2 separate regions of the Homo sapiens genome follow, and region 2 is linked to region 1. A link is a contact called in ENCODE Hi-C data. All regions are on one chromosome and are shown on one strand. Each heading gives the region's core, a stretch centred on a gene start or an enhancer-like site at or near the end of the contact. The rest is flanking DNA. Distances are from core to core; before and after follow the strand shown.

Region 1 (3,876 bases), core at 418-2,917:
CCATGTGGTCAGGGTGGTCTCGAGCTCCCGATCTGAGGTAATTCACCCACCCCAGCTTCCCAAAGTGCTGGGATTACACGCTTGAGCTACCTTGCCTGGCCAATTTCCCTATATTTCACAGGAGAGCAAGACTTACTAGATATCTTCCAGTCCCCAAGCCTCAGTTTCCCTATCTTTCACAGGGAAAAATTACGACTCAGAAAAATTCCAAGAGGGTTAAGTACAATGGCAAGCCAAGAGTGCCTAGCCCAGGGACATATGGTGACACTCAATCCATGTGGGTAGAACCAAGATGGAAACTAGAATCTGCAAGTCTCTATTCTGAGTCTCTCTTTCTCTCCTTCTTTTTTTAATAACTTCAACACACGTATTTAAACATTGCCTATGTGATCCCCAGCCCTATTATTAGTCCAGAGATAAAAACAGGGGTCAGAGCAATTGTAATCAAAAGCCATTTCTCTATCCCCGACCCTGGTGCTATGGTGTGAATTTTTGTGTTCCCCTAAAATTCCTATGTTGAAATGTAACTGCCAAGGTGATGGTATTAGGAGGCGGGGCCTTTACGAGTTGATTAGGTTATGAGGGCAAATCCACCATGAATGGAATCAGTGCCCTTATAAAATAGGCCTGAGAGAGCTCCCTGCTCCTTCCATCATGTGAGGACGCAGTGAGAAGGTGCCATCTGAGAAAGTAGGCTCTCACCAGACATAAAATCTACTGGTGCCTTGATCTTGGACTTCCCAGCCTCTAGAACTGTGAGCAATGGATTTCAGTGGCTTATAGGCTACCCAGTTTATGGTATTTTGTTATAGCGGCCTGGATGAATTAGTACTATCTCCTTCATTAATAATAATAATAATAATAGCTAAAAGCAATTGAGCACTTACTATGTACAGACATTGGGTTAAGACTTTACATAAATTATATAATTAAATCAATTACCAATGGTTTATATATATGTCAGAACCTAGGGTCATTTGATACAACAATAAAAATATAAAATAGCAACAGCAATACAAAAACTTTCCTTCTCTGACTTAATCTTCCCATTATCCCCACTATATGCTACCAGGGGCATCACACATCAGCTCAAGAACAAGCCCCTTTTAGGTATTCCATGGAGCCTGCCATATAGTCCTGCTCACCAGCTCCAGCGCCATCTCTCTGTGGAAGCGTCCATTGCTGTTCCCAAAGCCCCACTGCACTGCACTATGTCCTCTAGCTTGACGCCATCATGGGCTCCAACAACCACCCCTGGTGGGAAAGTACCTATCCCCACTCGGGCTACATCCTGTTTCCCTGGTTAAAAAACACCACGGCTCTGTGCTTGCAGCGCCTCACCAAGTTTTGATATGAAGCAGCTCTTTGGTTCTGTGCTCAGGTTTTACCATAGCTGCCTTGCTCTAGGGGGAGTTCAGTGGGGAAGCGCCTTCCTCAGATATGGACCTCTGTTCTTGCAGCAAGCTTTTGGCCTGGATTCAATCTTCCTTCAGAATGTTTCTTTCCCAGGAGACCCTGAGCAAAGAATCTCCATGAGGCCATCCCATCATCTTCTAGACAGGCCCAGGCATTTCTGACTCCTGCGGTGAACACAATAGTTTGTGCTTCCCAGCTGGGACTCACACTCAGAAGATCAAGCTTCTGGCCAGCCATGTAGCGACTCAAAGCTTGTGGTTGTCTTCTTAGTACTGGGTTGGTTTTGAAATGACTCATCCACAGCGTCTGGCTGCTTTTTGTGAGAAACTTTGTGCATTGTTGAGGCAAATGGTTAGCATGAGGGGTTCATCTCTGCTCATGATGATTGTTCAATACATGCTCAATGATTTAGACTAAATTTCACTCATGCATTCATCAAATATGTATGAGCTTCTGCTCTGTACACCCTACAATGGCCCTAGGATGGCATTTGGAGACACTGATGTGCAAAACATAGTCGCATAGCTGAAAGGGTCAGATATTCATTTATTCAAAAAATGGGCACAAAAATGTACAAAATGCAAAAAATATCTTCCCTTGTGGAACTTGCATTTGAGCATGAATAAGTACATGCAATGAAGTACCAAGTGGAGCTGCTATCAGAGAACTCTGGAAGAATACAACAGGGTGAAGAAGAGGAATGATTAATTCTATGTGGAGAGGGGAGGAGGATCAGGGAAGGCTCCTGGCGGTGGGGGAGAGGGGTGATCCCTGAGTGAAGTCTTGATAGAATAATAGGTATTAATAGGTTTTGAAGACAAGGACACAGTGTAAACAAAGGAATGGGACTGCTGGCTGGTAGGGGAAACCAAGAGTAGATTGTAGAAGTTGGAACATTGAGTACAGGGAGAAGAAGGAGTGGCATCATGAGAAGAGATGAGGTCTATGAAGACCTCAAAATGAGAACTTCTAGTCCGTGGTTCCCTAGGAAACTGAGCCCGAGGGTAAAGCTTTCCAGGGAGTGCAATCCCTGGGAAGTAGAAATGAGGGAAAGGGGGAGTAAGTAAGGGAGGCACTGGGAGCAAATAGAAGGATGTCATTACCCAACTGGTCATGACTTGGTGACAAGATGATCTCTTTGGCTTTACCAGGCATCTTTGCAGAGAACGTGAGAAAGATTGCATCTCTGAAACATCCATCTAAGCGAGGGAAGACAGGGGACTTTACACAAGGCTTCCATAAGGCATTGGTCAACATTTGCCCCATAGGTGATTAACTCCTGCACTTCTGATGTGTAAGCACTGGGCATGTGGGAACACCAGGTGGATCATGTAGTGTCTTGCACCTGGAGGAAGCCCCTGGGCAGGAGAAAAGAGGGCCATGCAGGCTCATGGCCGGAGAGACCCTAACAGTAACTGGGATTTGGAGCAACAGTAGAGGCATGCTCCTCCCTTTGTAATTCAGGCCCAGCTGACGAGCATTAACATCAACACAGACCTTAAGACTGACAGAAAAGACTCTTTAAGTCTGATAAGAAACATGTATATCTATTCTCTCTGAAGCCTACTACCTGGCTTCCCCACCTGCTGCCTCAACAACCTGGCTATAAAACTAGGGAACAATATAAGACGCTGCTAGGGCTGCCCCAGCTAGAAAGCAAGGCAAGTGCTCAGATACAGGATGGTATTTAAACTGAATCTGGTACAAAGCCTTCAATGGATTTTAATCTGTAGAGTAATGTATTCGAATTTGTGTTTTTAAAAGACCACTCCTGGATTTCTCAAAGAACTGAAAGTAGATCTGCTATTTGATCCAGCAATCCCACTACTGGGTATCTACTCAAAGGAAAAGAAATCATTATATAAAAATGATATCTGCTCATATGTTTATCACAGCACTATGCACAGTAGCAAAGATAGGGAATCAACCTAAATGTCCATCAACCAATGAGTGGATAAAGAAAATATGGCATGGATATACATATGTACGTATATACCATATAAAAGTGGTGTATACACACACACACACACACACACACCAAGGAAAACTACTCAGCCATTTAAAAAAAGAGTGAAATAATGTCTTTTGCAGCAACTTGGATGGGACTGGAGGCCATTATCCTAAGTGAAGTAACTCAGGAATGGGAAACCAAATACCGCATGTTCTCACTTATAAGTGGGAGCTAAGTTATAGGTACACAAAAGCATGCAGAGTGGTATAATCACATTAGAGACTCAGAAGGAGGAAGGGTGGGAGGGGGGTAAAGGATGAAAAAAAATCACCTTTTGGGCACAATGTAGTAGTGTGATGCGTACCCAAGTACTCATCACACTACTCAGGAGATGATTACACTAAAAGCCCAGACTTTACTACTGTATAATTCGTCCACGTAACAAAAAACCACTTGTACCCCTAAAGCTATTAAAATAAAAACATTTAATAATAAAAAATTTTAAATTA
Region 2 (3,876 bases), core at 1-2,500, 2.1 Mb after region 1:
GCATCAGAAAAGCCATTCATCTGGTTTGAAGATAGACAGGTGGTTGCTGTCACTGCACCAGCAGCTTTTGAAGTTTGCTCAGTGATATGATTACAGCCCATACTTAAGCTTCTGCTCCAGGAAGTGAGATTGACCTTTGATCCTACTCCTCATTTAAAAATTACAGATCTTGGAAAATGAACCAATCTAGAAAGATATTGGAAGCTGCTGCTGCTGCTGCTGCTGCTGCTGCTGAGGTTGGCTGTCAAACCAACTTAACTGGCCTGCATTACCTAGAATTGTTTTTTTTTTTTTTTTTCTGGTTAAAACCAATGACCTTTAAAGCCTTTTTATTTTTCCTCTGACAATCTCTAGTGGACCTATGGTCTTTTGTGAGTTCTGATGGGAATCCCAGAATCTTTCTGTAACTGTGGGTTCCAATGAGAGAGGCACATTTAACAAAGACCAGAAGAAAATCAAAACTGTTGCTCAAACTGACAGTGTATGTTCTTCATCCCACTCCTTCATTAGCTCATTCATTCATTGATTCGTTCATTCATGTGCTGGCTCTTTGTAGAAGTTGGGGGTAAACAGGCGACCAAAAGGTAGTCCGTGACCCCAGGATGTTGTAATTCAGAAGGGTAAACAGACAAGGCAGTCAACATTGTCCATTCAGTGTGAATGAGCTTGGGAGTACAACCACTTTGGAAACCCATTTTGTTAATTTACCTTTGATAGATACTTATTGAACGGTTTTTCCAAGTGTCTGTGAAGAAGACATGGTGGTGGTAGGGGGTGGGTGGATGGTTTCTGAGGACCTGATAATGTTTCTCCTTGATTTTAGTGCCAGTTACGTGGCAACTCATGGAAAACATTGAGCTGAATACTTGGGCTTTTGCACCTTTTTGTAGTGCCTTAGTGTATTTTACACAAAAAAATAAATAAAAGTATGCTCAGCCTCAGGTGTGTTGGAAATACAGAGGAGAGACCAGCCCAACTTTGGAGGAGAACAGAGAGAGGGACCCAGGAAGGCCTTCTGGGGAATATATTTGACTTGGGCCCTGAAGGAGCAACAGAAATTAGGCACTGAGTAAAATGGGACTGGATGTACCTGCACAAAGCCAGCAGCAGAAGAAAAGACATGGAGTGGAGGGAGCTGGCAGTTCATGCTTGGGGGAAGCTGAGAGTTGCTTGTGGGGCTGGAGGCCAAGGTGCAGGGCTGCAGGGGTAGGAGGGAGCAGCCAGGGAGGGGGTGGATTGGTTAAGAAACACGATGTGCATGTCATGTTGAGAAACTTGGATTTCACCCTGGAGGCGCAGGAACTAGGGGGGATTTTTCAGCAGCAGTGACAGACGCTCTTAAATCTGGGTTTTCCAATGATCAGCATGCTTGTGCCTGCACCGGGGCGCAGGATGGGAGACAGATGCCTTTTGCAGTAGTTCCGGAGAAGAAGACTGAAGACCACATTCAAGGCCCTGAGAGAGAAGAGAAGGGGACAGATACCACAGAGATCATGAGATATAGCACAACAGATAAGACTTGCTAATTAACTGTACGGGGTTACAGGGAGGGACAGGGAGAAATCAGGTTTCTTCCAGCCCAGCTTCTGGTTGGAATCACTCAGGCAGAGACACATGGGCCTGAGAGAGGATTCCCCTTATGACATAAAGCCGCAAAAATTCTCATTAGTCATTGCAAAAACATCTATTTCCGGCCTACACTGCACCAGCCAGTGGGGGAGGTCCTGAGAGATAGAGAAAGGATGAATTCTTGCCCTTAGAGAGTCACCTAGAGATTCTGGGGAGACAGCAGGTCCGAGTCTCTCTGCCTGAAACCTCTGGACAGTGTCTTTGGCTGACACTTACATGGTGGTCTTGGTTTCTTATTCAAGGTCGGTTTCCCAACTCTCATAGCATCAGCTTTAGGGCATCCCCAAATCTCTTGCAGAAGAGATGGTTCTTTCCCCTTGAGTTGTTTTGAGCCAAGCATATAACATTGTGTGAATGTTTGAAAACTTCTCTTGGTTCTCAGAATGCAATTCTGACAGTGCTGAAGGCTGCCAATTAAATGAAGATTTAGATAAAGGCTGTGTGGGAGGTGGAATGCAATATTCTTAAACCTAATAATGGCTTCCTTCTGTCTTTTTGAAGCTCTCAAATAATCCTGATTGACTGACTCTCTGCTTTGGGCATTCCCATTTTCTGGACAATTTAATACCATTTAAAATGTTTGACAACTTTTATTTGGGGGCAGACATCCTTAGGGGATGGGGCCGTGGGCAAAGATACAAATGCTGTACCATCAAAGGAACCATGGATTTAAATAAGGATTTTTTTTTTTTTCATATTCAGAAGAGGTGGGTACAGAAAGGATGAGGGCAGCTTCTCAGGTTATAGTATTAACCACGTGAAGCAGCTAACAAAGGTATGTGCCTGGCCTTGTGCTAAAGGCTTTCCTCGTATCAGTTCTTTCATCCCTCCCAACACTACTGAGGTAGATGGAGTGACTAGATCCATTATACAGGCAAAGTAGCTGAGGCCCACAGCCATAGCAAATAAACTGTGGAGCTGGTGGTCCCAGATTTCATGCTTTTAGTCATTCTCTTGGCTCTGGGGTACAGGTAAGCTTCCAGAACTGGAGGATGGAGTCCAAAAGAAACTCAAGATAATTTCCCTGCCTTTCCCATTGTATCAGGGGATTCATCTGTTCATACATTCATTCATTTTCCCAACACATTTACTGAATGCCCGCAAGCACCAGGAAAATAGCAATGGGCACAACCAGGTTCCTATCTTCATGGAGCTATTGCTTTATTGGCAGAGGCAAACAGTAAAGAAAATTCATTAGTAATCAGTGTTGCAATCAATGAGCCGGTCAATCAAGCACCATAAAAGGGTAAAGTGTGACGAAGGTGCTCCTTGTGATAGGGGTTGGGGGTGAGGGGAGGTGTCCTGGAGAGGAGACATTTCAACTGAGATCTCTCTGAAGTAGATGAGATGGCCATGTGGATCTCAAAAGGAAAGTGTATGCCAGGAAGAGCAAAAAGCAAGTGCAAAGTCCTAAAGCAGGAAATAGTGAGGCTACCGCAGTGTCGGGTCCAAGAGTAGGAGATGAGATCAGGGAGGCAGATTAGGCTGCAGGGAGGGTGTGCGTGTGATGCTGAGAGTGATGGGAAACCACTGGTGGGGTTGGGGGAGGGCAAGGCAGTGACATCATTTGTTTTTATGTGCAGCAGAGGAAGCCAAAGCAATTCAGAAGAAGCCTACAGAAGCTTACCTCCTCCACAGGCTATTTTTTTCTTGTTTACATTTGTTAATTTTACATATATATTAACTCAGTCCTCACAACCACCAAATGAAATAGGCATTGCCCTTATTATCATTCTTTCCCATTTTAACAATGGGGAAACTGAAGCTTAGAGTAGGCAAGGTCGCCCAGATAGGAAGCAATGCCTTCGGGTCATGGCTCACTACTCAAGTGCCTGAAATTTCAGCTAGCCTTTAGTGGGCACCTGCTATGTGCCAGGATCTGTATGAGGTTTGGCACCACCTAGACAGCCCCTTGAACCAGTGGCATGTCTCAGGACAGTGTGAGAGACAGAAACTTCAGCTGAGAGTTACCGTGCAAGGCAGAAAATGCTGGTCTAGCAAAAGGAACTCTGATTTCGATTTGGAAGTACAGAGAAAGAGCATCTGCCTTGGACAGAGTTATCAGTGAAAAGATGACATATGAGCTGAGACTGAAAATCATGTTGAAGATAGTCAAACAAAAGCTGGCAGTGTGGGAGTGGGGGCTTCAAGCAGAGAATCAGTGGTTCAAAGGCACAGGGTAGAAGGAGAATGGCAGCTGGCTCAGTGTGGCTGGAGAAAGAGGCTGGAGTGCACCTGGTTGCATTT

The links. Hi-C counts contacts between places; a loop is a spot of excess contacts on that map. Pooled maps may share reads with other maps.
Region 2: a loop to region 1 is called in a pooled map, with 17 times the contacts of the local background. The contact joins two enhancer-like sites. A Hi-C loop is called at or near these places in 3 of 37 single-sample maps with no recorded cell type and 9 of 50 pooled maps.

Annotation. Positions count from the first base shown.
Region 1 is chr16:80,578,989-80,582,864 of GRCh38, forward strand. No RefSeq gene overlaps it. Among named protein-coding and RNA genes, the nearest start is that of LINC01227, 8.1 kb to the left of the region's middle. RefSeq lists an enhancer at 1,189-1,678. Within about 2 kb of position 1,668, at least 3 of the 41 ENCODE cell types and tissues checked have a DNase peak (open chromatin) inside an H3K27ac peak, as active enhancers do.
Region 2 is chr16:82,652,426-82,656,301 of GRCh38, forward strand. All of the region lies in intron 1 of CDH13 (cadherin 13), which reads left to right. Among named protein-coding and RNA genes, the nearest start is that of CDH13, 27 kb to the left of the region's middle. RefSeq lists enhancers at 1,055-2,254, 1,175-1,674, 1,496-1,705, 1,756-1,805, 2,046-2,095 and silencers at 2,999-3,293, 3,228-3,277. Within about 2 kb of position 1,251, at least 13 of the 41 ENCODE cell types and tissues checked have a DNase peak (open chromatin) inside an H3K27ac peak, as active enhancers do.